2 separate regions of the Mus musculus genome follow, and region 2 is linked to region 1. Evidence: chromatin loops called from intact Hi-C (ENCODE). Cell type or tissue: gastrocnemius. All regions are shown on one strand. Links, peaks and the distances in the headings refer to the core of each region. The heading gives the core; the rest is flanking DNA. Region 1 holds the start of Actrt3 (actin related protein T3). Region 2 holds the start of Skil (SKI-like).

The links. A loop is a pair of places that touch in the nucleus more often than their neighbours do. Peaks named below come from ENCODE experiments on the same cell type or tissue, not always from the same donor. Only the 100,000 strongest peaks of a DNase experiment are listed, where the experiment ranks them.
Region 2: a loop joins it to region 1, with 6 times the contacts of the local background. A loop is called at or near these places in 3 of 42 quality-filtered maps.

What each region holds. Positions count from the first base shown.
Region 1 is chr3:30,593,975-30,608,784 of GRCm38, reverse strand. Actrt3 (actin related protein T3) reads left to right here and starts at 8,915. Exons shown (of 2, transcript NM_029690.2): 1 at 8,915-9,129; 2 at 10,036-11,712. The coding sequence starts at 8,936. The coding sequence ends at 10,951. Mynn (myoneurin) reads right to left here and starts at 6,698. Exons shown (of 8, transcript NM_030557.3): 1 at 6,090-6,698; 2 at 4,985-5,281; 3 at 955-1,748. The coding sequence starts at 5,250. n-TVaac8 (a tRNA gene) reads right to left here and starts at 7,515; the gene lies at 7,443-7,515. In gastrocnemius, for the core only: a CTCF peak has its summit at 6,509; DNase peaks (open chromatin) are centred at 7,469, 7,833, 8,397, 8,885 and 4 more places; H3K4me3 peaks cover 4,492 bases; H3K27ac peaks cover 3,770 bases.
Region 2 is chr3:31,085,845-31,100,654 of GRCm38, reverse strand. Skil (SKI-like) reads right to left here and starts at 5,597. Exons shown (of 7, transcript NM_001039090.2): 1 at 5,498-5,597; 2 at 2,236-3,952. The coding sequence starts at 3,324. In gastrocnemius, for the core only: no CTCF peak of the experiment used is centred there; DNase peaks (open chromatin) are centred at 5,881, 6,426, 6,768, 7,317 and 1 more place; H3K4me3 peaks cover 3,551 bases; H3K27ac peaks cover 3,563 bases.

The DNA.
Region 1 (14,810 bases), core at 2,208-10,207:
AAACACTAGAAGCAAAGAAATCAATCGTAACAGTGAAAGGTGATCAGCAAGAAGAATATATAAAATACAAACCTAAGCAGAAAGTCATGCAAATCAGAGGTAAACAGAAAAGCTGAGAAAGAAGGATCTTCAAAAACCAATGAAATCTAGGAGCATGTAACGGGAGGTGGTGGTAATATGTAAAAATTGGCCTGAGTTTTAGTATTTAACTCTGTTAAATGTTTAAAACCTAGAACCAAGCAAGGCGTAACGGCACAGCTCTATAACCCTAACTACTCTGGAGGGGGGGCAGGGAGACTGCAGATTCAAGATGTCTGAGCAACATAGCAAGACACTGTCTCAGAATAAAAAGAGTCCTATTGGGGAGGGGGGAAGGGCTAGCTTAGTGGTAGAGCGCTTGTGCAGCATGTTCAAGGCCCTCCGTTCAATCCCCAGCAGGGGCTGGGGTTAGGACCAAGTTTATGCATATTATGAGAAAAGGGTGTAAGGACTAGAACTCAAACGTCAATTATAACAAAGAGCTACTAAATACTTGGTTACAATCACAAATAAAATTTTAGGATTCTAATGTTCTCAGGAGGCAGAGGCAGACAGATTTCTGAGTTCGAGGCCAGCCTGGTCTACAGAGTAAGTTCCAGGTCAGCCAGGGCTATACAGAGAAATCCTGTCTTGAAAAAAAACAAAAAAAAAAAAAAAAATTAAAAAATAAAAAAGGATTCTAATGTTAAAACCTTTTACGGTTAAAAGAATATGGCAGCCTTTGTTTGTAAGCAATGAATGTTGTATGCTAATGTCATCTGTATGGGCTGAAGATAAAACTTAGTAGGACAATGCGTGCTCACTTGAGGCCCTGGCTTCAATTCTCAGTGCCAAAACAAAACAGAAAACACAAACAGCACTAAGCCACCACAGCAGGAAAACAGAACAGTGGCTCTTCCCAGGAAGCAGGCTTACCTGTGTGAGTCCTCACATGCGTCTTTAGTTGGTTGCACTGGGTAAATGCCTTTCCACACAAGTGGCAGACGTAGGGCTTGACTCCTTTGTGTATTCTCATGTGCCTTCGCAGGCTGCTGGCTTCCGAAAACACCTTCCCGCAAGTGTTGCACATTGGCTTGGCCTTGGAAAACCTTGCATCCAGCTCTTCCCCGGCGTTCTCCAGCTCATATGGACTCTTTACACTGGCTATGTTAGACATGGAGTGTTCTTTCAGAGCACAATGTGACTGTGATTTCCGACGTTTCCGTTTGACTGTAACAGTTTGCACAATATCTTGGGTTGGAAAAGTATTTTCCACAACCGAGGTCAACTCAAGTTCTGAACTGTCATTTCCTTGAATGATTTGCTCTACTACAGGTGAGGACAACTTGCTCGTCTCTAGGAATAATTCCACAGACGCGCTCTCTAGAACGTCACTGGGGTACTGCACTGCTTTGCTCTGCCCTGGTTTCTGAGAACTGAAGGCCTTCTTCTTCTTTTTACTTTGAGACGATTTCTTTGTCAATGCCCGTGGTTTAGGGTTTGCCTGAACTGAGTCCGTGGAGACTTCTGATTTCTCCCGATTGTTATAATCTCGCAGGGTAAGAAGACAGGCCTGTTGATTCAATTCGATGTTTCCAGTAATACTAGATATTTCGGTAGAAGAGGGACTAGCAATGAAAGCGAAATCCTCCATCTTTATTTTACATTTAGTTACTACCTCTTCTACTTTGAGATAGTCAGCAGCCTGATGGATTTCTTTAACATTCCAACTGAAAAAAAAAAAAAACAGGACAATGACAATATTCTGATCAAAAAAAAAAAAAAAAATCAAAAACAAAACCAGAAACAGCTGTACTTACTCAAATGTCTCTTAAAGATCTAATAAAGCAGAATGCTGAACATTTTTAAACTAAGTAACTAATTTATAGAATGTAACTCAGAATGTTTGAGTAGGTATCTCCAATTCTGATACTGAAAAGATGAAAAGAATGTAGAGTAACAAAATATTTTTTGTTACAAAATATATTTTCTGGCTGCTTAGAAAACAATAACAAACAAACAAGCAAAAGACAGACACTTGAATTGAATTTAAAAATGACTGCTGGGTGGTCAGGAAGCTGGCTCAGCGGGGAAAGCCTAAGCCCCAAGGGGCCCGCCTGAGAAGGCACTGTGACCGTGCACATGTCCCATCATCCCAGCACTCTCCTGAAGATGGCAGGCAGAGTCAGGCCAGTTAACCAAGAGAGCCATACAGCAGCAGAAACAAGACCCCATCTCAACAGGATGAAGAGAGAAATGAGTCCCCCAAACTGGTGTCTGACCTCTACATGCGTGTGGTACACATGTGAGCATCCTGCACTGGAGAACACACATACATTTGTTTTACTTCTGTTGAGACGGTATCTCTTTGTAGCTTTGACTAACCTGAAACTTACCATGTAGGCTGGACTCAAACTCATAGGGGTCACCTGCCTCTCCCTCATGAGCCCTGGGATTAAAGGCATGCACACTGTGCCCTGCTATTTTTTTTTTTTTTTTTTTAATGTTGTTGGCAATACCCTGCTTCCTCCCATTCCCTCTGAGGCTTCCTCAGAAATCAATCAACTTTTCTGGATTGGCAACAGAAAGAGTTCAATGAAAACTGTCTCCTAATCTTCTCTTCTGCCTTCGGAGGTACTTTTAACTAGGTTTCTCAATCTTTGCTGTGAATATGAATCATGGAGAGGTCTTGTTAATAAAAATGGACATTTAGCCATCTATGAGAAAGTGCCAGAGAGCCCGGAACTGTTATGCACTCTCTACTAAGAAAGGTGTTCCAGGATGTTCCAATCAAGTTAAGATTTTTTTTTTTCACAAATAGTTAATGGAAAAAGAGACCAGATGGAAGGCAGGTGGCTTGTGTCTACAATAGAGCACTCTGGGGACTGTATTGAGGCCATCTTCAGCCACACAGTGAGTTTCTGTCAAACTCACACAGTGAGATCTTATCTCAAAAAAACCAAAAAAGAAAACATAAAAATTAAAAAACTCTCTCAAAATCCACTGATCTGCAGTTAGTATTAAATACTCTATATTCTTCAGCCCATTCAATTCATCAATTATTTACCAAATTTTAATTATTGTGGAAGATTAACTTATCTCTGCTCATTATCCCAATACAACAATTCTAAAACATGAATACTTCCTTTTCAGAAAAAAAAAAAAAACAAGAGGTGTTTTGATCCTAGCATGTATAAGAAGTGTACATTCTTATTATGGGATAAGCTGCAAGCTACAAGGAAAGGATCTTAACTGTGTACAGGCATACATCTGTAGAGATGGCCTGGAAAAGGATGTGTATGAAAAATATTAATAGTCCTAGTCAGTAGGTGGCACAATCTCATGGGCGTTTTTCCCTTCCAAGTTTCCTCTAAGAAATGTAGAACTGAAGAGGGCAGAGAATAAAGACGATAAAATATAAAGTAAACAAGTGTTTGTTGCCCAGTGGGGGCTTCAAGTAACCTTTCACTCAGTTTTTACAATAATACCAATATAGTTACTACTATCTCACTTTTATGAGGCGATTAAGGCTCACGGAGGCCTTTAGGTGACATATGATCAGCCAATCAGAAAGACACAATTCCAATGTCTATTTTTTTTTTTCCTTCAGTAAGTCTGGTTAGCCCAGAACTCAAAGAGACGCACCTGCCTCTGCATCCCAAGTTCTGGGTTAAATGCGTGCGCCACCCCGACTGGCCTATAAGTCCGTTCTACCAGCCACTCCCCTACTTGTGCGCATGCTTCTATTAGAAATGAAGGAAAGAAGGCAAGCATAATCTGTCCAGATCCTTTTTGCTTCTGCCCTTTCTACTTTTCTCCCACAACTAGGAATGTATGACTATCAGCCTAGCTTTTATACAGAGGAAACAATATATCTCTATTATAAGACTCTGAAGAGCCTACTTACTATAAAGGGGCAGCAATAAGCATCTTTTGGCATAGTCTGTGTGTGTTCCTGTGCACACATGCATGCAGATGTGTGTGTATTTGTGTATGGAAGCCGCAGACGATTCTGCGTGTCTTCCTCTGTTGCCCTTCACACCCTATTATATGAGACAGGATCTTTCCCTGAGCTAGAAGCTCCCAGATTCTGCTAGGCTGGCTGGCTGGCTGGCTGGCAGGAGGGCGGGCGGGCGGGCTAATGAGCTCCACCCCAGCAGCACTGGTATCACAAAACTGCTTTTATTTGGTGGCTAAGGACCCGAAATCAGGTCCTCATCCTTGCACGGCAGGCACTTGACCAATGCACCTCTGGAGCCCAACGGTTAAGACCCTTAAGAGAAACACAGTGATGCCTCTGGCTTGATTCAAGCTTTGGATAGGTTGACAACGGGAACAGACTTAATGCTACTTGCATTTCCACGAAGTTACTTTCCAGAACCACAATCAGAAAGTCCTGCACGTTGCCATTTAAATATGAGCACTAGAAGGCCATGAGGCCATGAGGCCTGAGGTGGTTCTTCAACAACTCTACTCCAAATACCCTAGAAGCAGCAACGGACAGAGACTGTGTGAGAGAGGGCCTGAGGGACATGAAGACCAAAGGAAAACCTACTTTAAATTCAGAATTTGCAAAATTGAAATAGAGCCTTTTTTTTTTTTTTTTGGTGAATAAGTCTGTCAGATGGAATTCTTGACTTTAATGTGTATTGTTTGTTTGTTTTTGTTTTTTCAAGACAGGGTTTCTTTGTGTAGCCCTGGCTGTCCTGGAACTTCCTCTGTTGCCCAGGCTGGCCTTGAATTTATTAGGTCCTGCCTGCCTCTGCCGCCCACCACCAGCTTTAATGTGTTTTTTGTGCTTACCAAACATCTTTTCATCCTCAACAGTTCTACTGAAGCTATAGTGTGTGTGTGTGTGTGTGTGTTGTGTAACAACACTGAGAATGAGCATGGAGAGCAAACTGGAAAAACAGGAATCTAGCTCTAAAGACTAGATTTTATAACTGAATAAAAACATGTACTTTACCTGTCGAGATTTAAAGTTCCTGTATATATAAACTCCAACAGTTTCTGAAATCCGTCAGCCTTCACCTGACTCTGATCAAGAAAAACATTGTTCTCAGAAGTGCTTCTGTAGATCGCCCCAAAATACTCACTAAAGGAGGCAAGCACATTCCTATGCGCCTTAAACTGGAATTCTCCAATCACTACGGTACAGTCGCAAAGAAATCCCGCTTCCCGTTGCTTATTCAGTCTCTCTAAAAGGTGCTCACAGTGGTGTGAATACTGCATTTTGCTAGCAGAATGGGATTTCACCCTTGATCTAAAAAAGACAAGAAGAGACGGTGAACTGATAGCCGTAAGCTTTCATCAAACATTCACCCATGCAGCGGTAAGGGAGTGTGGGACAAAAGACTAAACCCAAAGAACACAGCTCTTCCTTTGCCTCCCAACCCCCAAAAGCCTCATCGAACACTCGTGGTGATTAAATGCTTTTCTTTGTTTTACTGCACTAGAACACTAATGCAATAAAAGGCAGTGAAAAAAACAAAAACAAAAACAACAACAACAAAAAAAAACATGTCACAGTTGTAAACAGGGCCGTAAAATCCTAAGCTTCTAGAGTTGACCCCTCAAACTTTTAAGCTCCAACAGGCATCTTTACCTGAAGGTGCTTAAACAAATAGACTAAGAAAAGCCTCCTTGAAACAGGATAAGAACACGATACGAGTTGTTCCCATTGCTCTCTGATCACTGAACCCTGTAAGCAGAGATGGTGAGGTTCCAAGCTCCAGGCAAGTGCAAGGGGGCGGGAACGCCCCGACCCGCTGTGTCAAAGGTTCCATCACTCTCCGGAGGAGGACACACCCCTTGCCTGCCCGCTGCTTGCTTGGCAGCGGCGGAGGGCGACAGTCCTAGCCAGTCCCCGGCCACCGCTGCCTTGCACTCCCAGCTTGCACTCCCGCGAGTTCCCACGGCACCGGCCATGACTACATATACCGCGGACGCTGCCTCTGCCTAGACACCCTCCTCCGCCCCGAATCGCGCTCGATCTCCGAGGCGCCGGACCACATAAGACCCCGGGATCCCAGAACGCAGGGACGACAGGCCAGACAGAGGGCGGCACTCACCCGTAGCCGCCCAAGGGAAACAGTTTCTTCACTCTCTCACCGCCATCTTGGGAGGACGTCACTGCGACGCTCCGCCTCTCCCTTCCTCCTCTGCGATAGCGTCACGTCCGGGTGTGTGGTCCATTGGGGACACCGGAGATAGGACGCTAAAAGTCTACTAGGGCCGGCGAGCTGGGTCTCAGAGCCCTGACTTCCCGGCATGCCCAGGTCTCCGGATCACACCTCCTTGCTCACTCGCATCCGGTGCGAGCTGCTCACCTTGTCAGCCCGCAGCTGTCGGCCCAGATTCTGGATGGAGACCGGGCTTGAGTGCAGAGCCGGCCTCTCCGGGAACCGCGCTGCGCGCTGCATGCTGGGAGTTGTAGTTCTTTTCCTCGCCTGTCATCCTGTCTTCATTAGCGCCCCTCCAGTGGAGATGACTGTGTTGTGCACCCTGGTTCTTGACCGGGGCGAGTGGGAGGGATATGCTTAAGTCGAGACCAATCACTCCTTCCTCTTTTGCATATCCGAAAGCTCTTGGGACCCCCAGAATTCTGTTTGAACCGGCTCACCAAAGCTCATCTACCAGAATGCCCTTACCTGGCAACAGAGATGAGATGTTCGAAAGCAAAGCAAAGCAGCAGGGCACACTGGGCATGCGCAACGTGGGAGGAAGGTGGGCTTTCTACCGGAAAAGGTTTTCCTACGTCTGAACCAGAATAATTTTAGCACAGTTATTTACCTCGAAATCAGAGTTAGTGCAGTAAAGGGAGAAGAGCAAAGTTAAGTTTTGATGTGTTCTTCCCTAGAACCTGCGGACGTCATAAATCTTAAAAAGCACAACTGAAACGTTTGTTGGTATAAGTTACGTTTATGCTTTTTAAGGAATTTACCTGTGACTTTATTTAAAAGACAGTCTCAAAAACTCTGAGAGTTTTTTCCATACCGGAATCTTTTTGCTTATATCTCTGTGAAGAATTTGTGAATAAAACCACGAGTCGTTTTTATAAGAAAAATGTTGAGGCTACTTTTTTATATGTCTGAGTATAAATTTCTTTTTAATTTCATCTTTTTGTCAAACCCTTTCGATAATGTGTTAATTCTGAAATATTTAGTGAAGTTGACATATAAATTAAGAACAAAATTTAGCCTGACAGGAGGGGGGGGAAATGGAATCTCGAGGGGAGAAAACTGAATACAGACATGCTTCAGAGGCTAGAGATTGGGAGAATGCCTTCTAGAATCAGTAGCTACCTACTTCATCAGCCCTTTTTGTTGCTGCTCTCGTCTGTGTGTTGGGGCGTTTGTTATCAACATTAAAACAGCTGATTCAAGGTCGTTTCTTTAATGGGCGGGTTACCGTTTTAAAAGATATGTTTCCGCCCGGTTTCGAACCGGGGACCTTTCGCGTGTTAGGCGAACGTGATAACCACTACACTACGGAAACTTGGTTGCACTGGTGTGTTGAAATGTTCTTCTTATGTGATGTCGTCATATACGTTTCACACCTGTTTAAGGTTTATGCATTTTTCAATGAGGAGAGAGAAAAAATATTAACAAAGCACAGTTAACTTAACAGGCTGAGACTATTTAAAAGTTTGAACTTGTTTGCAATTTCTTTTTCTCCCTTCCTTCCTTTCATTCATTCTGTCTTTTTCTTGTTTTGCTAAGCCCGGCGGGTACACCACTAGAGACCAGCAGGCACACTTAGTTCCTGGCCGAATTTCATTTTTTTTCTCATTTTAGACAGGTTATGCTTTCCTCCAGCTGGGAAGCAGCGGCGCGCTGTAGCCAGGGCCTGTGATTTGGCGCAGTACAGTGCTTTGGCGGGTTTTGGTGGAAGCACGTGTAAATTACCCTTTTCCCCATCCTGCTTCGAAACCAAAGCTTCTATTTGTGTGCTGTTTTAAAGCCCCTAAAGGATGCGCGAAACCAGACACCAAGACGTTCATTTTTTGCTGCGCAGTGTACTTTCTTTTTCTGAACTGAACTTCATAATGATCTAAGGCATTTATATTCTTACCAAATGGCAGACATGTTCTTATTCCTAAAACATCAACCTCAGGAAATGAAAATTAGCTTCGGAGGACCTAGAGATATAATCCAGAAGATGAAGAAAAGGATGAAATAAGGGGGGAAGGAGGGGGGGGAAGAGGGAGGGAGGGAGGGAGGGAGGGAGGGAGAGAGAGAGAGAGAGAGAGAGAGAGAGAGAGAGAGAGAGAAATGAACGGAGAAAAGAAAAGGGGAAGGAGGGGAGCCGAGCATCCCAGAACTCAGAGCCTGAAGAGGGGAATTCCGCTGAGTTCGAGGGCAGCCTGTGCTAAAATGCACCATCTTACAAAACCCAAAAGGTTTTGCCTTTTTGTGTATATCTTTAGAAAGGACAGGAAAGATGTAACGTTGTTTACTTTACTATACAGAACATAAACTCGTTTCACACCCCAGCACTCCCTGAAATTGATCCTTACAGAAGCCAGGCAGAGCCTTCCTGTAGCGATATTTCCAAGGCCGGTGTTAAGGGTCTTCCTCCAGCTTCCCACTCGCCCTGGAACACTACTGTTAACCACAGTGCAAGGACTTAAGAGAATTTTTTTTTAATAGACATTCAGCGTGTTTGAGAAAGGTTCTTGCAAATTGTTAGATTTCTATGTTTTGCAAGGGTAGCCCGGTTTTCTGGTATTAATGCTGAGAGCTTCCAGGAGCAGCGGTGATGCTCAACCCATGGAAAGCGGTCGCAGGAGGCACCTCACTCATGTCATGCGGGCCAGCAGATGGCCGGGTCCTCTGTGACGCGACATTACCAACACCTGTCACCGCACAGCCTGGGAAGAGCGGTCTGGAGGCGCAGATGCAGCAGCACCAGCGGCATGAGCGGCTACCAGCCACCAGTGGTGATCGACAACGGCTCGGGAATGATCAAGGCGGGCCTGGCTGGGACCCGGGAGCCCCAGTTTGTCTACCCGAATATTCTGGGCCGGTCCAAGGGCCATACGGCGGACAGCAGGCAGGAGCTGTGTGTGGGTGATCAAGCGCAGGAGCGCAGGAGCTTCCTATCCATCAGGTACTGCGGGACTCTGCAGTCTTGGGGGCTTTGTGGAAGTGGGTGGAGAGCCCATAGCTAAAGCCACCCCGAAAGGACCAGGGAAGGAACCCCAAGGCCACTCCTTACAAAAAACAAAAACAAAAACCCAAAACAAACAAACAAACAAAAACTTCTGTTCTCTATACACAAATATATTCAAGCATACAGTGGCCGTTCATGCTAGATGTGCCTGCGTAAGAATGTGGCTTGACGTGTGACTTTTGTCATGCGGTGTGGTCTCTTGAACTATTTACAATTATACCAGAATGTGGGAAGTTTCCAACTTTTTGAAGTCACATTCTCCAAAGAAGAGAAAAAAATAGCCAAGCAAAATGACTGCAGAGAAAAGTAGCTGTGCTGTTTACTGGAAGTTACTTTGTCAATTACAGAAAACAATAATGATAAATAGTCCCCTTGGATGCAAAGGAACAGAAAGGTAGAATTAACAGTTTCTATTTAAGAATGGTAGCCTTCACCTTCAATCGGGTAAAGGCAGGGGAGTCTGTGCATTCCAAGCCATCTTGGTTTGCATACTGAGTTTGTTTTATTTGTCTGTCTGTCTGTCTGTCTGTCTGTCTGTCTGTCTGTTTATTTGATGTAGAGTTTCTCTGTGTAACCCTGGCTATCCTAAAACTAGTTCTATTGTTTGGACTGGCCTGAAATCGTAGATCTGCCTGTCTCTGCCTCCTGAGTGCTGGAGGCAAGTGTCATGGGTTCTAAGCTAGCCAGCACAACATAATGAGATTCTGTCTCAAAACAAGAACTATCAAATAATAATAATAATAGTAATAGTAATAATAATAATAATTTAAGCCAAATCTAAAACCACCATTAGCAACAACCATAAAAGCACAAGACTTATATATTTTATTGTCCTCCCTCCAGCTATCCAGTGGAACGGGGTCTCATTTCCTCCTGGGGGGACATGGAGATCATGTGGAAGCATATCTATGACTACAACCTGAACCTGAACGCCAGTGATGGCCCGGTCTTGGTTACAGAACCTGCGCTGAATCCACTGGCAGACCGGCAACACATCTCCGAAGTGTTTTTTGAGAATCTGGGAGTCCCTGCCTTCTACATGTCCGCCCAGGCGGTGTTGGCTCTCTTCGCTGCTGGCTTTACTACTGGCCTGGTGCTGAATTCAGGAGCTGGGATTACTCAGTGTGTGCCCATCTTTGAGGGTTACTGCCTATCTCATGGTGTAAAACAGCTAAATGTGGCAGGATCTGACCTCACCAGCTACCTCATGATGTTGTTGAAGGGTGATGGTATCATGCTGCTTAGAACCGGGGACAGGAAGGTTGTTACAGACATTAAAGAGAATGCTTGTTATGTGGCGATGAACTATGAAGATGAAATGACCAAGGACTCTAACCTAGAGAAAATATACACCCTGCCTGATGGAAAGACTGTCAAACTCCATAAGCAGTTATTTCATTGCCCAGAGGCCCTCTTTTCTCCATATCTTGTGAATGTTGATGCTCCGGGCATCGACAAGATGTGCTTCGGCAGCATAATGAAATGTGATACAGATCTCAGGAACTCCTTCTTCTCCAATATCATCCTTTCGGGAGGATCAACGTCTTTTCCTGGTTTAGATAAGCGACTCATTAAGGATGTGGCAAAGCTGGCACCTGCCAATACTGCCGTACAGGTTATAGCTCCCCCGGAAAGGAAAATATCAGTGTGGATGGGGGGTTCTATTCTTGCCTCCTTGTCTGCCTTCCAAGACATGTGGATCACGGCTGCAGAATTTGAAGAAGTTGGACCCAACATTGTACACCAGAGATGCTTTTGAAATGCAGACAGAATGAAAAATAAGAATGCTTTGAGTGTACATAACAAAATGCTTTGGGTGTTCTTATTTGGGGAGGGTGAAAAGCATTTCTGTTATTGGGATGGGCCACTTTCTTTGTAAAAATGTTTTTGGTAGTTCTGGGAATTGGACCTAGAGTCTCAGGACTGTTAAGTGCTCTACCACTGAACCATATTCCCTGCTGTCTTTTTTACTTGTGTTTTGAGATAGGATCTCCTGCTAAATTGCCTAGGCTGGATTTGAGAGCTTGTAACCCTTGTGCTTCAGTCTCCCAGGAAACTGGAATTACAGGTTGCAATTTTGGGCCTGGCTTTCTTGGATTCTTCTGAACAGGGCAGGAAACAATGTAACAATAACGGTGGGTGTTGTAGGAGATGAGCCACAGCTCAGAAATCGCCACAGCTCAGAAATCGCTGAACCGGTCCTTCTGCTGGGGAATGGTTTTTATTGTGAATGTGATAGGGAAAAGAATCCAGACGCATCTGGAAGAGTTCGAAGCAGAGAGAGAAGTAGACTGGGCATGGGCGAGGTAGTCTGCAAGACAGTGTGAGAGAGCGGGGATGGGGGGGTGGGGGTGGGGTGGGGAAATCTTGCAGATTCTGTCACGCCCAAAAGAACCTGGACAGATGGCCGTCTGTGGTGCCTAATCACATATCCCCATTGATAAGGTGGGACTGCTCAAGGTCATTGGGAAGTTCCGTTGGGATAAACGTGTTTAAAGGTACATTAAAATGCAACAAAGTATTGGGGTTTATTTTCAAAAATTAAAGAATTTCTGGAGGCAGGCAGTTACATGTTCAGAGAACATGCTGAGATTCTGAGCTGCTGCTAATAGATGCCATTCCATCAGGGTGAACACTTCTCTATTGGCCCTACTTTTCTGATTGTCTGTCTGTCCTTTCTCCATTCCCTTGCTGGCCCTAATCTGGACTCTAGCACCCCTTGAGAAAGGCAGTAGTATGTCATCTAGTTGAAATGACACATTCTCTACAGTGTCCAGATGACATCTTTGTGCTAGCCAGAGCATTATATGGGACAATGGGTGACCACTTGACTTATGAGGGGTTTCCTCATTTGCTCGTTATTAACACTTATTTGTTTGTTTGTTTGTTTACTTATTAGTAGAAATCTGCTCTTACCTTCTACCACTCGGGTTCTACATGGTTCCATGGTGTCCACCCAGACCCTGTTTTTGTCTTCTGGGATAGTTTTCACAAGTGTTGTCTAGACTCCACTTTGTCTTTGAATCCTACAGCTATGAGTCACTGGGTCAGTTTGTGCAGTAGTATCTTTCGGTTTGTCTTTCTCCGTTAGTAGTAGTGCTCTTGGAAGGGGCTGAGAGTTTTTGCTTTCCATCTCTTTCCCCTTCCATTTCTTCGGTGGTCCTCTGTTAGTGGATATGTAGACACCAAATTGATCAGAAGCCCTCCCACCCTGTAGAGAACTGCAGGGGAAAGGACCTGAGCTGTGAAAAGGACGGGCAGGTAGAGCAGGCACAGAATTCGGCCTGAAAACAAAACTGCAAAAACGAGGATTTTTAAAAAAGTTTGTGGTGACCTTGCACGGCTGACCTCCTGCCTCAGCCCCCTACAGGCTGGGATTATAGGCTTGTGTCAGCTACCCTTGAAATTCTTTTCTTTTTCTTTCTGGAACTCAATACATAGGCCAGGTTGGCCATGATGAACTCACAAGAGATCTGCCAGCCTTTTGTCTCTCAAGTTCTGGGATTAAAGATTTGTGCCACTTCCCCTGTGGGAGTGGACTGGGTCGAAGGTGGAATTTATGTAGTTTTTAAATGAAAAAGAAAAAGGGTTGGGGGAATTGAAAATATCCCTAGTTTCGACTGTAATGTATTCCAGAAGCCAAGTTTCAGAGGTGTGTGTGTGTGTGTGTGTGTCGCAGTGCTCATAGCAAGAAATAGATTAATTAATTAATTGACTTTTTTATTTATTTATGCAAGAGATGGTCTAGGAGGAGTGAGGAGAAGGGAGAAGGGAGGAATAGCAGCACTAGTGCGAATGCTGGACTCAGCCAATCAGCGCGCGCTGTGGGGTATTAAGGGCCACGGGCAGTGTGGCCTGTGTCTAACCCTGCTTTGCTTTAGCTGTGGATTCTGTTCTTTTGTCCTCCGCACGCTGTTTTTCTCGCTGACTTCCAGTGTCCCAGGAAAGTCCAGACCTGCAACGGGCCACCGCGCGGTCCGGTCCCGTGCCTCAAGAAACGTCAGCGCGCGCAGGCGCTCCAGGTTTGCCCGGAGCCCGCGGCGCCCGGGCGCCCCGCCCGGTGCCCGCCTGGGGTCTTAGGACTCCGCTGCCACCGGGAAGAGCTTGGCTCTGTCAGCCGCGGGGCGCCGGGGCCTGGGGCCAGGCCGGGCGGGCGAGTGCCGCGAGGACAGGAACAGAACTGGTCCCCGCATTCGGTGGCTCTCCTGAGCTGCGGGAAGTGCACCGGGACCCCGGCTCTCTCAACCCCGTGTCCCGCTGGGGAGATGCCCGGCTCCACGGCGGACCGCAAGAACCTGCGACCCTGAGGAATGGGGCTAAGCACGGTGCGTGTGCCCACGGTGCTCCCAAAAGAACGGGCGTCGAGTCAGGGTCGCCAGCCAAAGGGCGTTTTTTAGCCTTCACGCCCCGCCTCCATTTTTGTATTCTATTCATGTTTCTGCCCTGCGGGTTTTGTAGGAGTTGTTTGTAGTAGTAACCTGAACTAGCTATGCAGCAATAAGGTCCTTGGGGTTGGGGAGGTAGGGGTACAGGCGTGGACCTTCATACTGGGCTTGTGTAGTGCGGAGACCTGAACCTAGAGTTTCATAAGCTCTTTACCAACTGGTATTCCCATTCTATGGGAGATTTTTTTTTCTTTTGTGTATGAGGTCGTTGAATATTTTGTAAACAATTAGAAAATCTAGTAATTTTCTCAATGAAAACATTACTTTTCTATGTCTTTGGGTGCAAAATATTAAATGGAATCTGAGAAAGAAGTTTAGAGAGATACCTGTATGCCCACTTCCCCTGCCTACCTTCACTTGACACACTGAGTCTGGTGTCTCTTCAGAAAAGAAAATGAGATAGACACTCTGGAGGCAGAGGCAGGTGGATCTCTTGATTCCTAGGCCATCCTGGTCTACGGAGCGATTTCCAGGACATCCACGGTGACACCAGGAAACTATATATCAAAAACAAAAACAAACAAAACAAAACAAAACAAAAAAGAGAAAGAAGAAAGGATCTGTGCGGGGGAGGGGGCATGGGGGGGGGGTAAGGGGGTGGAGGGATGACTTTAATCCCAGTGTTTGGGAGGCAGGCAAGTGGATATCTGTAAAGGACAGCCAAGGGTATACTGTGTTGAAAACCAAAACCAAACAAACAAAAAATGAGGAAGAGGAGGAGGAGGAAGAAGAAAATGAGAATATGCCCATGGAAAGAAGAGTATCAGTCCTTGTTAGCCCACCAATTCCTCAGGAGTAGTTCCATGTTTGGGAATGTCTCGTGCCAATGCAGTGCCTTGCCTTCCTCAATGCTTCTCTGAGGTGCTAGCCAGCGCCTGTGTATAGAACACTGAAGAATGAAGAGGCATATGTCCAGTACTTTTGTGAGCTATATGCATATAGCAATTCAGTCACCTGAAACAGGCCCCTTGCAGCTAACATTTTTGTTTTAGTATTTAGTGTTACTGTTAAAAAGACTGGGGGAAATGAGTTGGGCTTTAGCTCAAGAGGTAGACAGTTTGCCCAGAATGCTAAAGGTGCTGAGTTTAGTACCCAGCCAAAAAAAAAAAAAAAAAAAAAAAAAAAAAGTGTATGTGTGTGTGTGTACAATCTGGGAATGGGGAGATGGTTCAG
Region 2 (14,810 bases), core at 3,984-11,983, 490 kb before region 1:
GAGTATTTTAACTACATAACCCATATCAAATTACACTGGTCACTCTTAAGTATAATCTCCTTCATTTAGAAGGTTAAAGTAATCAGCACAGCCTTTGGGGTAAACAAAAGTTTGATTTGATTCTTTTACAATGAGTTTCCTCATCAATTTGGTTTGCCTGGCAACCAACAAGTAAAATTCTGACTCTCTGAATGCCCTAAAAAATATCTTCTCCAACCCAAGACTGCTTTCCCTTGTAAGTACTTCAGTTTCGTGCAATCAATAAAGAATTTAAGAGCCATTATGTTAAACTAATCACTAATACTATTCCGCTGTTTCAGGGAAGATTTCTACCCTTAAAGTCAGAAGACTACCTTCAACTCACTCTACCAGCTGCCAGTTAGACAGCAGACACGCCTAACAGGAGGAAATCGTCTACGTCACTTCCCTCACAGATCCTTGAAAACTACCTATGTTTAGAGGAAATTTAAAAATGTACAGTAACTTCACTTTTAAAGCTGCTTGCATATGTGTTAAATACCCAGTTTTCTTCTGAAGGTTTGACTGGAAAGTTTCCTGAACTCCCCTGACTTCCTTCAACTTACATAAAGTTGGAAACAACACAGCACAAGACCTCCAGCAAACTCTGAGGAAAACAAAAGAAAGAAGGGGTCTCGCATACCTTCCCCAAATCAAATAAAAAGTGTTATCTGTATTACATCCCAAGAGACGGAGAGTTTCAATTCCCTCTCTATAAATTTTTCGTTTCAAACCAAACTGGGCCATATTTCTCAGATGGGTTTCCACCCAAGCACAGAACAGGTGATTCTAAGAATGCTGTCAAGAGTAATGAAGACCAGAGCAAGAAGCCCCAGCAAATAACATAGCCACTGTCAAACACGTATGGAGAGTGACTCTAATAAGCTGAAGCAGACAGAGGTATACACATCTCTGAATAAGACTCCAGCACTGCACAAACAGAGCTAAAGGCAAGTTTTCCACTTTGAAATAATGGCATCAAGTCAATCCTGCTTTAAAACCAGTTCACATTGCACCTGAAGAACTTAGTAGCCACCGTCGAGGAATGTCAGTGATAACTTTTAGGAAAGCAGCAAGCAGCAAGCTATCCTAAGGAAAAGTCTAGTTCTCTCCATGTTGCGCTTCAACCGAAAACTACTGGCTCAGAAGACACTAGAGTTCCCTCAAAAGCTTAAGTGCAGAACACCCAATATTAAATTATAATTTAAACCTACCTAAAACTTCTATAAACAACCCTGAGTTACTTAATAAAGTTTCTCCCATTAAACGGAAAGTGGTAGTTCAAAGGCAAGAAAAACTAATAATGGAAAACTTTAAGTTCTTAAAATGTAGCCCAGCTTCTGTTCTAAAAATTAATTACACAAAATTTACATGAAAAACAGCTCTAGAGTAACGATCAATACATTTTAAGCAGTGCTAGGTATATTACATATTAATTTCAAATCAAGTAGAAAAGTATATAAGATAACCATATTAAGGTTTAATACTTCAAACCTTTGTCTTTCATCAGACATTCAAACTCTTCATTAGAATCAAGACATTATCTTAGCCTACCAGACAGTACTGTGGAAGGGGTAATACTTTTAAGATTTCTTTGCAGATAGCTTTTCATAGCAGTATTTCACTAAATTGAAATAACCTTTATTCTACCTCTACATCACAAATGTTCAAAAGCATTCCTTTCTTTTATATTATAAACAAGATCTTGGTTACTAATACCAAATTACTCAGACAAATGTCTTAATTGGATATGAACACTGATTAATCCTCAATCCAAGCACAAAAACATCAAAAACCAGTGGTATTTCTTCAAAAAGCAATTTTGAGCCTGTCACCAGACAGGTTTGCAAATGGAGATTGCAAATGGAGATAACGCCACACCAAAGTGTGAACCATCTTGAGTCCCAGGCAACAGACTGAGTCAAGAAGCAGGATGTGTGAAAGAGATTGGCCAAAAGAATTCCCAATGCCTGCAGTTTTAGAAGTATCATTTTTGACTGGAGGCTCATTCTCTTATCTGTAAAATGGGAATAATCCTACTTTTCTCTCAGATGAAAAACTACAGGAAACATGGCTAAACACAAACATGGCACTGATGGGTCTTTGTTGTTACATGAACAAGCCGAAGCACTAGCTTCACAATACAAAGCTATAGACACACAGAATTAGAATACCATTAGTATTCAAAATCAACACTTAAAAAAAAAAGGAACTTGCCTTTGATTGGATTCTCTTTCCATTTCTCATGCTAAACTTCTCCTTCATTTCTTCTAAAATTATCTTCAGTTTCTTTTCTTCGGGTGTCCCTAGGTATTTTTGGTTCACATGAAGGTAACAGTGCCACTTGGCTGACTCAAAGCCCCAATGGCAAGTTCTCTTGTCAGGGGATCTGTGCGAATGCATGACGAACGTCTGGGGAGCAAACATTCCACAGCACTCCAGGCACTGGATACAGGGAGCGTCGGGCTGAACATAAAACTGAGGCGCAAAGAGACCCTGACATTTGCCCAAGCATTCATGTTCCACTTCAAAGGCACTGCCAGTTTCCTTCAACTGGGCCAGAGAGCTTTTAGCAGGAAGTATGCTACCATTTTGAGGAAAAGTTCGTGGCCGCAGTAAAGCATTACAGAGTCTTTGTGCATCGGTCAACGTGATCAGCCCACAGGATGGAGCATTAAATGGGAGTATCCCTAAGACCTTTAAGATATGAAGCTGGTCTGAAGTACACCTTGAACAATAGATGTACAGCTCATCACATACTGTGTTTATCTGCTGGAGTGAAAATTCTCGGAGGACAGAGTTTAAGACTTGGGGCAAACAGAGTCTCTTTTCTCCTCCAACTTGAAAACAAGAAATAGACTCCCCTTCCAAAAGAGTCTGAGTGAGCTCTGTGGAGCTATCAGAAGGAATGAGAAGAGGGCCGGGAAGAACCTGAGGAGAGGGAAGAGGCAGGAATACAGTCGGTGACATGCTCTCCTGGGAATATCGAGCAGAAAATGCTGCTGGTCCACCCAAAGAGCTCTGACTGCTTAAGTGGAATTGTGCCAGCGTGTGTTTCAGACTGGGGTTTAAATTTAAAGTTTCAGGTAGAGAAACACGGTTTCGCTTGGCGTGCTCGCCATCCGGCTCCACGGATGCATCTCCATAGTCATCTAAGTGCTCCTTCTTCACCTTGGTCAGGGTTTTCCCATTGGCATGAATGTCGGTCATCATTTTTTTCACAGGAGGACTGCCATCATCCTCCATGCCGTTCAGCTTTTTATTTGAACCCTGAACTAAGGAGAACTTAGACTGGAGGTTTTCCATGGCCACACTGGTGCTTTAAACGATTAAGTCTGCAACTGGCATGTTGTTCTCAGTTCCTAATCTGAAGAGAAAAGGGGAATGTATACAAATACTTATGACTCACTTAGAAATGTTTACTTTCCAAAGATGAATTTTCTTACTCAATAGATTGTACAACTCTGTTTTGGTTTAGCTGTACTTTAAGATATAATTGAAAATGCTACAAAACTTCTCAGTTTTGTTTGCTTCTAATAACAAATAAGAATATAATCGTAAGCACACTTCTGAGAAAATCACTTCAGGTATTTATATTAAAATAAAGCTCAATTCAAGAAGTCCAAAGTTCGGTGTAATGGTTGAGTTTGGTTGGTTTTGTTTTTTAAGCAAAGCATGTGGGAAGTTTATACCATGACTGTATCCTGAAACTACACCCAAACATGAGTTACAATGACGCAATGGGTTTAATTTTTGCCAAGAACACCAAAAAAGAAGAGGCAGGTATCGTCCCTGAAAATGGTGATCTGCTGCTCAGTACTGATAAACTGAAGACTCCACCTGAACTTTTATAATTAAAAATATACATATACTAAATGAAAAAGCTGTCCAGTTTTATCTTCAGGGATTACAGCTCATTCTTCTTTTAATTGATCTGGAAGAGAAAGGGGTGGGGAGTTACATTTGAATTAGCTCCAGAGGCCAAAGGGTCTGTTTAAAACCAGTTTCTTAATCTTCAACTCAGTTCATTTTACCAAAGGTAACACTTGGGTGGTTTCTTCCAACCTAACACCAGTTATCTAAAAGAAACTTCATCTAAATAGGAAGCAGTCCAGACGGTGGGTAACAGAAGCATTAAATAATGCCTCTCCAAACAAGGACGAGTACACAAATTTAGAATACGAATAACCAAACCTCAGTACCAGAGGCTTTCTCAACTATGCATGCCATTTAAATTTTAAAAAACAATCCTTTCTCGTTAGAAAAAAAAAAAAAAAAAACCTGTAGTTTCTGGTCTCCCCACCCCCCAAGATACATGTTAATATACCTACCATATGCAACTAAACTTCAAGTACATTCATACATACTATCTTTTTGGAATGAAGAAGAAAAAAAAACTTTCCCTTTAAAAGGTTAGCGAATTTGCCTAATGGAAGCCAAAAGCTGTAAGACTCCACGCCTGGAAATCTCCATCCATGAGCAAGACTAATCCGGGACAAAAAGCACAAGGCAGACAGACCTCACAAAGAATGCAAATGGAGGCAGAGTGGCGAAAAAGAGTATTCATCCACTTCCCTCCCTGGAGAAAACCCAGTAAAAGCCGACAAATAAAAAGCTTTGCTTCTAAACTCCCAGCAATTTATGTTAACACAAACCCAGAGAATTATGGACGAAAGCCACCTAGCCACCGTACTGTGACTTTCGCCACTACAGGGACACCTCAGCCAAGGCGAGCCAAGGAAAAGGGCAGAAGGCATGACCTAGACCAGGGGCGCCCCCACAGCCCTGCGCACACGCAGAGACACCCACTCATCATCAACCCAAAGGACAGGGAAGCAGGGGACTCCCGGCGTCTGGTGAGGTGAGAGGGGGCAGAGGAAGTAGGAGTCCTCCCAACCCCCACCTCTGTGACTGGGATCACCCTAAGTGCCCTCCCCACATCGCCCCACTGCGGGGGCCGCCGGTGGAAATACCCCACGCCCCCGGCCCGCGGGAAGTTCTCTAGGGTTACCTAGGCGCCCCAGGGCTGCGCCTCCCCCCACTTGACCCACCCTGAGCCGTGGCACCCACAGGGGCGCGGGCAGGTTAGGCGCCAAGCCCGGAAGCCCGCGTCGCCGGACGCTTAGAGCTGGGGCCAGCCCGGGGCATCCCCGCCGAGCGCAGACGGCCGGGGGATGGCGGCGATGACCAGGGTCCAGGTCTCCTGGGTCCCGGCGGCTCGGGTCAAGTGCACCGCCATCCCCTCCCAGCTGACCCGTCCCAGAATCCGCGAGGCCTGTACACCCGTGGGACCCCCGCCGCGCGCCCTGTGCCCGCGACCCCGCCCGGGACCCCCACGCATCCCGGACGCCCCACTCAGGCCCTCCGCGCCCGGGCAGACCCCCGGGCTCTGTGCCCTCCCCATCACCCCCGCCGCCGCCGCCTCAGCGCCCCCAGAGGCCGCACGCCCCTCGCGTCCCCTCGCGACCTGCGGCCGCACCTGTGCCCGCCGTCGCCGTCGCCGTCGCTCGCCAGCCGCCTTCGCTGTGCCGGCGCCGCTCCGAACCCCACACACATCGCTACACACAGCCTCTGACGTCACCCGGCCCGCGGCCCGCCCACGTCACTGCGGAGACACGGCTTCCCGCAGACGCCGCCGCCGTCTCCGGCCGCCCGGGGGACAGCGAGGGCGGCGGGCGGGGGAGGGGAGGGAACGAAGCCAGCGGCGCCGCGCGGCCCCGCGCCAGCCAGCCCCTCGGGCGCGCGCGCCGTCTGGCCTATTGTGGCTCCCGGCGGGCTGCACACTGCAGGCTGCGCGCGCGTCCCCAGCCCCGACCGGGGCGCGCGCCTGGCGCCTCGGCCGCGCACGCGCGTGCTCCCGCTCCCCCGCCCCCCTCGCGCGTACCCCGCGCTGCTGGCCCGGCGCGCCGTCTGGGCGGCTGGCGCACGGCGCTGTCTGCGGTGCCCGGCTCAGACAGGATGTTCCCTCGGCCCCACCCCCGCCGCCCTCCTTCCTTCCTCGAGTCGCTCAGCCGGCTGTCTGGGGCCGCCCTCGCCACGCCCGCCGCCGTGTGGCGACGGGCCAGACCTGGGGGCGCCCTGGCCGCCGGGCCGCCGCGCTGCGAGGCGGGGGGGGTGAGAAGGGGGAGAGGGGGCAGGGCGCGGCGGGCTGCACTGTGCGCGACCCCGGCAGCTGGCCGCGCCCGAGGTCAGGCTCGGCCAGCAGCCCCCCTCAACCCCCGCGGCCGCAGCTGGCCGCCCGGCCCCGCCCCGGAGGTGGCCTGCGGGTGGCTCCCCGCCGCGACCCCCGGGCTGAGCCCGCCGCGCAGACGCCCCCGCGCTGCCACCGCCCCCCCCCCCGCAGCGCCACCACCTGCCCCCGTGCTCCCCGCTCCCAGTGTTGCCACCCTCCCCCCGCCCAGTGCCGACGTCGCGGGGCCTCTCGCCCCCGTGGGGCCTCCCGCCGCGGCCGCCCTGCCAGCTGCCGGTGAGCAGCCCCGCCTGGCCGCTCTGGGGTGGCCTGACCCGGCCGCCATCGCCCCAGAGTCCGCGGTTTGCGCACCGCGGGGACAGATCTTGCTGCCCCAGCTGCTCTTAGCCTCCATAAGTGACCCATTCTGATTCACTAAGCACTTTGGTTGGTGTTTTCGGGTGTGTTTTTTTCTTTCTTTCTTTCTTTTTAATTTTTCCAGAGACGGTAAGAGGTGGAGGAAGATAACCACTTTCGGCTGCCACCTCGAACCGCCGGCGGGGGTGGGTGAGGGGACTTCCTAGCCAACGTATCCAGGATAGCTCGAATATTCAACTCTGTGAAGCTAGCCCGTCATATTTCGAAACACCAAGAAATCCCCTTTTCTCCACCCCACCGCAGGATCAGGAACTGAAATAGCGCAGCGAGTAGCACTGCGCAGACTTAGGGAACTCGAGCTTCGGCGACGGTGGCGCACCCCACCCCCACCCCACCTTTTTTTTTTCTTTTTTTTTTTTTTTTTCCTTTTCTCGCCGGGTTTATTTTACCGCTTCGGGGTTACTCATGTTTGGGTCTACATTTGCAGTTGTCCAATTGGGAATACTTTTGTGCTTGAGGATTTTTCGTCCTTTTTTTTTTAACCCCCACAATAGGTCTAACAAATGTCACCTCTCATCACCGCCTCCGCCCCAGCTCCTGTCGGCCCCCATCTCCGTGCTCCCAGGTCATGCCCCTCTCCCACCTCCTACTCGACGCTTCTTGACTGCCTGTGTGAACATGAATAATTCCGCAGCACTTCCCATCTGTTATTGCCATAGAGACAGAAGCTCAGCAAAGATAATGATGTTCTGTGCAGAGCCAGTGGGGGAAGAGCAGCATCTGCGAGTCTGGGGGAATAGATGGTCTAACCGCCAGAATGTTCATAAGCCCGACTGGAAAGCTGAGGCGCAACGCCAGGATAGTCCTGAGACTGAGCACCTGGCCTCCTTGCACCTGGCTCTGGATCTAACCAGAAAAAAACAAATTTAGAAACCAAGATAACTGAGGTGTGTGTGTCTTAAGCGAGTCTGAAACTGCAATTAATGCTAAGTATTTAGTAGTCATCTTTCCAGCCATAAAAGTAATTACTTGCTAGCATGGTCAAAGGCTTGAGAAACAAAATTAATTGGATAATAGTCTTTTTAGAAAAATCAAATACATTATCTTCCTGTTCTTTTGTCCTCTCGAGGAATCTGTTTTTGAGAAAAGGGTGGTTTTATGTATATCAATTGAGACACTAGTCACAGCCCTGTGGCTAGAGTCAATCAAAACCAAGCTTTGGGGACATTTTCACCATTGTTCTTCAATTACAAAATAAAATTCACTTTGCCCTTGAATTCCCTAGGTCTTGGCCTAAAGGTAAAGGTTGGATACAAGTAGAAATAAGCAGAGTCAATGTGCCTAGCTCTGCTGCGAATGGGTAGGCTTTTTCTGGACCACACTTTTAAAAGATTATTTTAGGGTTTTCAGAATTATCAATAAAATGTATAACATAAAATTAAGGCTTTGGATGTAGGTAGCCTGGTTGGTAAAGTGCTTGCCTGGCCTACATCAAGCCTTGGGTTAAACCCCCAGAACTGCATAAACAAGTAATCCTTGTTTTCAGGAAGTAGAGGCAAGAGGATCCGAAGTCATCCTCTTCTACATAGTAAGAGGCTAACCTGGACTACAAGAGATACCATCTCAAGGAAAAAAAAATTAAAGACACTGAAAGCAAATGACAATAGCCCTTTGTTCCAGAAACAGATCTAAACAGACACAGAAAATCTAGAGCTTAGAAAGTAATCATGGCGGTTGCAGAAATAGTTCACCTGTAAAGAAAGCTCCTTCGATACAATCATGGGGTCCTGCATTTAGCTTCCCCAAGACCTACATAAAACCCAGACATAGTGGTGCCCACTGTAACCCCAGCTCTGAGGAGGGCCGGAAAAAGGTAGATCCCCGGGGCTCACTGGCCATCCAGCCTAACTGGATCCGTAAGCTCCAGGCTCCATAGGTGATCCTGTCTCAAAAAGTAAGGTGGAAGGCTGAAGAGATGGTTCATGTGAGCCATCTTGTTCTAACAGGGATCGAAAGTTTAATTTTTAGCACCCACACAGTGGCTCACAGCGGTCTGTGACTCCAGTACCAGGGCGTCTGACCTCCTGGAACACCTAACATAAACGTGACACCCATACGTACATACATACATGCAGGCAAAACTGTTCTAAAATAAAATAAGGTGGAAAACTACCCAAGGACAATGTCTTCATCACTGTTCTAGTGCAGTGAAGAGACCGCATGACCAAGGCAACTCTTAAAGCCTTTAGTTGGGCTGGCTTACTGTCTCAGGAGCTTAGTCCAATATCATCACAGCAGGAAGCACGATGGCAGGCATGGTAATGAGGAAAGAGTTGAGAGCTACATCCTGATCTGCAGGCAGAGAGAGAAATACTGGGCTTCACGCAGGCTTTTGAAACATCAGAGCCCACTCCCAGTGACACCCTTCCTCAAACAAGGCAACAAGTCCTCCAGCAAGGCCACACCTTCACTGCCAGCTGGAGCGGAGCAAGACCTGTGTGAGCATGCCAGTGTTCTAAGAATTCCAGATGGTGGAGTGGGACCGGTGTCTGGTCCTCTCCTGTTACATAGTAAAGACTGGGACAAGATACCTAAATATCCCTTCATTAGTAGGTGTAGCTGTCTGGTAATGGTAGAATCCAAGAATCTACAAATGTGAAAGCAAACTCTGTTAGAGTCACAAGGGTGAGATTGGGAAGGCAGAGGCGTAAACCTGAGGCTTACAGCCGGAGAAGAGATACCCAAGTGGACAGATAACAGGAAGGGACAGGGTGTTGAGCAAGTGTTGGCAGTCTGGCTGGCTCCCTCCACTTCCAACAAGAAGCATCAACCTAGTCCAGAAAAGAGGCCATCAGCTAGACAAGGAGATGAGATGAAGGAACACGTGGAAACTACAGCCACATCTTGGTAACTATGATAAGTGTTAACTATCCATAGACCGTAGTGGTGTAAGGCCGGTGATAAACTGCAATCCAGTCACGTAGAGGAGAAAGAGGACTGTCCAATAAGCAGCTAGCAGACACCATCAAGGTCTAGTACTGGCAACACCTGCAGTGACAGACTAGTAATTAGTCAGAACTAACAACAACAGCTAACAAAGCAAGGCAGAGATGGGCAGAAGAGGACTTCAAATTGTGACATGCCCCTAATTGAACGTATAGACTGAAGAATATGTGATCATCTCCCAGGCTAAGTCGGGAGCTCAGCGTGTATTATGCTCAGAGGATTAGCCAATCTGAATAGGAATTTTTCTTTGTCTAGTCTCTGCCATGAGTTTTAAATTCAAAAAAAAGAAGAGAAAGGCCCTTAGGTGAACATCTTAACATGTCCCCTCTAGAGCTCATCTGACTAACCTTGCTGTGTCCCCTCTGGAGTTGCTCTTGCTACCAGAGCTCTGCTTGACTTCTGACATCTTTTTTCTTTAAGCTTTTCCCTATAATAAAAGGTACTTTTTAAACTCACTCTCAATCTCTGAATTTCATCCTTTGACTTCGAGAGTCAAGACCTCTAGCCCCTGACTCCAAGGAAGTTTTGTCTGACCCTGAGCAGAGAACTCTAAGCCCTGAGTAACGCACACCTTAGAGAGTCTCGGGTCAACTCAAGGACAGCTCTTCTCCCTGCTTCACTATGACTTGTTTAGCAGTGTGGGGCAAGGCTTTCCTTTGTCTTCATTAACTGATCTCTTATCACTTTTCTGGGCCTTTTAAATGAGATCCTGCATGCTGAGATTTATCAATGCTATAGACGAGGATCTTTGCCCAAAGGGGCGCACACTGAAACTTGCAGAATCTGGTGTCCAATAACAAACGTTTGGATCAGGGACACACATGGGTATTAATAGAAATAGTACTAAATAAGAGTACTCCCCCAAATGGAAGTGAGTCAGAGAAGAAGCAAAGGTCCTTTTAGGTCATTTACATAGCCCCTCCTCCTCCGGATCCCAAGGGCTCTTGAGTACCCTGAGACATGTAACTAGAGGTCTGTGGTTTCCAGCAGTCTGTCAGTCTATCATAACTCTCGATGACTCCCCCGGCCCCCACTCTCCCACCACTTTGACAACGACCTCTAATATAATATTAGTTACCAGGAATGGGAAGGTGAGAAAGGGTAGGGACAAGTGTGATTTAGATTATTTTATTTTTATAGTGGTGGGGGAAGAGAAGTAAATGTTAACAACAGTAAACAGTAATGAAGGTATATTTTTCCGGTGTGTGTGTGTGTGTGTGTGTGTGTGTGTGTGTGTGTGTGTGTGTGTGTGTTTGGTTTTTCAAGACAGGGTTTCTCTGTGTGGCCCTGGCTGTCCTGGAACTCACTCTGTAGACCAGGCTGGTCTGGAACTCAGAAATCTGCCTGCCTCTACCTCCCAAGTGCTGGGATTAAAGGCACCTCTGCCCGGTGAAGGTATATTTTTAAATATATCTTCTGCTCTGTTGAGGTTTGGCGCGTTGCTATGTATTGTAATGCTAAATTCTGTACCCAGAAGGTCTAGGCCTACGTGTGAATTCTCACGTTTACCAACTTTTGTTATGCAAACCTTGTTCCTTGACTGAAAGCTATTGATGAAATAAAATTGGTTACTGGAGGGATTAGAGGCAGGTGGGTTTTGAGTTCCCTGGTTGTGGGTGGAGAAGAGAGAGGAGTGGGAAGAGGAGAGAGGTGGACCAGGGGCACAGGGACAGGGGAAACAGCAAGCCCCTGGGTACACCCGTGGCAAGGCAGCCAGGCCAGCAGGTGGAAGAGTAGACTACAGGTGACCCACCAGTAATTGTCAAAGCCAAAAAAAATAACCATAGTCTGTGTCTCATTTATTTTTAAGCTAGTTGGGGACAAGTTTAAATTGGTCCTACTACAGAAGTCAGCTGTAGCCTTGAATCCTCTTCCTCTTTTCTTGCTCCCCAAGGACAGTAGAACCCATATGAAAGACTTGTTAGCAGCTGGGCAAACCTGGGAGGTCCTCCACCATGGCCTCTTCCATCTTGTTTTCCTGTAGCTTTTCCTTGATGGCTTCCTTAGAGGGGGAGGAGGGGAGGACGGGGGAGGGGGAGGGGGGGTGTGCTTTGCCTCCCTGCAGCCCTCCCTTCCTGTCCTTTTCTTTGCAGGATCTTCTCTCCCATATTTGTGCAATGCTGCAGTCCTCTGCAGCAAGAATTCCCTCCCGTCCTTGCCCAGGCTTTCTTCCCTGCATGGCCTCTCCCTCCTACCTGCCAAGTCAGTACTGGATTAACAAGCTCCCAGTTCTTACTTTCACGCCTTAAAAACAAGCAAGCGATTGAAAAGCTAGCCTCCTCCCCTGGATAGTGCCACGGCGTGCTTTTTATTTTTTCCCAGGTTTTAACTAAACCTTATAAAACTGGAATGGGAAGAGGAGAAAACAAAGAAGGGACAGCCAAAAAGTGAAAAGTCTTATTAGATGTTACTTTCCAATTAAGAAAAATATTGTTTTATGCATATAAGTTTTTACCTGCATGTGTACCTGTGCATCATACGCAAGCCTGGTACCTGGAGAAGCCGGAAGAGTGTATACGTACCCTGGAACTGGAGTTACAAATGGTTACAAGCAGCTTTGTTGGTGCTAGGAATCAAACCCCAGCCCTCTAGAAAGAGCAGCCAGTTCTCTTGACTACGGAGCCATTTCTCCAGCCTCCAACTTCCCAGTTTTTAAATGAAGGGGAAAAAAGTCTAAAACCAGGGTCACAGTCACGTTAAACTTATGTCAATTATAGGAGTGGCAAAAGCGATTAAGAAACTTGGCAAGGTGTGCGTGCCTGTGTGCAGGCACATATGTGTGTGCCCGTGTATAGAAGCCTGAGGTCAACCTCAGCTGTTCTGCATCAGATGCCAGTCACCTTGTTTATTGAGACAGGGTTGTCTGTTGGCCTAGAGCACACATCACTACACCAGTGTTTGTCATTGTTGTTGTTGTTGTTTGATGGGCTCTGTAGATACACTCATGTCTTTGTGTTTGTAAGGAAAGCACTTCACCGACCTACATGTCTCTCCAGCCCCATAAATCAAACATGCATCCTTGATTTGTGCTATCTGAAAAACAGGGGGACCATTCTGGGCCCTATGCTAGTGCCACATGATAACATGCCACCTGCAGGTTCCGCACATTCATTTACTCCTCACACCAAGAGAAGGTTGAGGGAGAGGTGAGGTCCTCTGCTGGGCCCCATCAGTCCTAGGTGGCAAAACAGGAGTTAGAGCCATATGCTAATGACCAACAACAGGGCTGTTTCTGTTTCTCATCCCTGCCCTCTTGGTGAGCATTCAACTAGGGGATAAGGTATTAGGCAAAAAAGGCAAATCCTGAAACTCCCGGGTTGGGTTCAGGTTTCCTCGCCCTCTGAAAGATGCACCCTTATTATGTACAGTGCACTTCTTCTTTGAGTTCCTTTTTGCCTTTTTTTTTTTCTTCCTGTATAGATGCTCACTGGGGTGTGCAGATCCTGGGTGTGAGTGCTTGTTTTAAGAGCTAGGTTAATCTAGCGTGATATTTTATTCACAATTTTTTTTGCAATAAAGTAATTTTCATTAAAAACTTAAAATGAAAGACAGTATCTCGCTGTGGTGCCCCAGCTGGAAGGTGACTTGTTATGTAGATTAGGGTGGCCTTGCAATAATCCTCCTGTCTCTGACACCCTGAGAACTGGAATTACAAGTGTGAGCCACTTGTAATGCTTATTTTATAAAATGTTTTGTGGTTGCTGTTGTTTTTTTATTCTGCATCTTTGCATTTCATTACATTACAACTTAAAGACCGTACATTGAAAAAATGATAATTATTAAGATTTATATAGTGTTTACTTTTGCTAGCTCTATCTTAACCACTTTACATTTAGTGTAAATCTAATTGCCATGACAATCCTATGAAGTAATAGCTATGATAATCCCTTTTACAGATCAGGAAAGTGGCACAGAGTTGTACTCAAGATTGCACAGGTTGGTAAATTTTTACCCTTGAAATATAAAAAAGTTTACCCTTCTTTGCTTTGCTTTTTTCCTTTTCTTTTTTTCTTTCTTTCTTTCTTTCTTTCTTTCTTTCTTTCTTTCTTTTTGTTTTTTTGGTTTTTTGTTTTGTTTGTTTGTTTGGGTTTTTTGTTGTTGTTGTTTCGTTTTCAAAACAAGGTTTCTCTGTATAGCCCTGGCTGTCCTGGAACTCACTGTGTAGACCAGGCTGGCCTCCAACTCAGCAATCCACCTGCCTCTGCCTCCCAAGTGCTGGGATTAAAGGCGTGCGCCACCACTGCCCAGCTATCCTTGCTTTTCAAATATGAATTATAGGCAAAATAAACTTGGTTATATTTTCAAAAATGATACAGGGCAGGTGAGATTACTCAGGGGATAAAGGCACATGCCCTGTCTACCCATTGACCTGAGTTCAATCCCTGGAACCCATGTGAAGTTCAAAAAGGGGCAAGCTCCACGAGGCTGTCCTCTCGATCTTTTCATGTGTGCATGGTACACACACACACACACACACACACACACACACACACACACACACACCGTAATTCTATTCTCCTGGCATCACATGCTTAACCTCCCCAGAAGACATGACGGTTTCGTTGCCATATAGATTAAGCAGAAATGTTTTTATTAGAAGGAAGGAAGTGTTCTTGGTAATAACTTTGATTATTTGGCTCTAACCCCTGCCCCCCCCACCCCCCAATCAATAGGCCATTTCATCCCCACTTGTTCAGTGAGGAAACTGATGCTCTCTGTTCCTCAAGTGAGTTCTTCCATTTAGTCAGTTGTCTACATCAGACTAATTAGTCACCTGGCAGCAGAGTCCTGCTGTAATGGAACATGGGTAGGGAAGCTTCCATCAAAGGAGGCTATGGAGACAGACTATACAACCTGAGAAGGGGGACTCAGAGAAGGACCAGGTCACCAAGGATCGGAGTGAGAATGGTGGTTGCCTCTCATGGGCTTCTCTACCCCCAGTGCCCCTTGCTTTGTTTCGATATGATTTTTCCTTTGTTTTTCGAGACAGGGTTTCTCTGTGTAACAGCCCTGGCTGTCCTGTAGCTCCCTTTGTAGGCCAGGCTGGCCTCGAACACTCCACCTGCCTCTGCCTCTCAAGGGCTGGGATTAAAGGCTTGTGCTACCGTGCCCAGCTCCCATTTATTCGCCTGTCCCTTTCCCACCACCCTCTTTAGCCACATAGCCATTTAAAAAAACAAAAACAAAACCAAAAAACCCACAGAGCTTCATACAGCTAAAGTTAGCCTTGTTCTCAGTC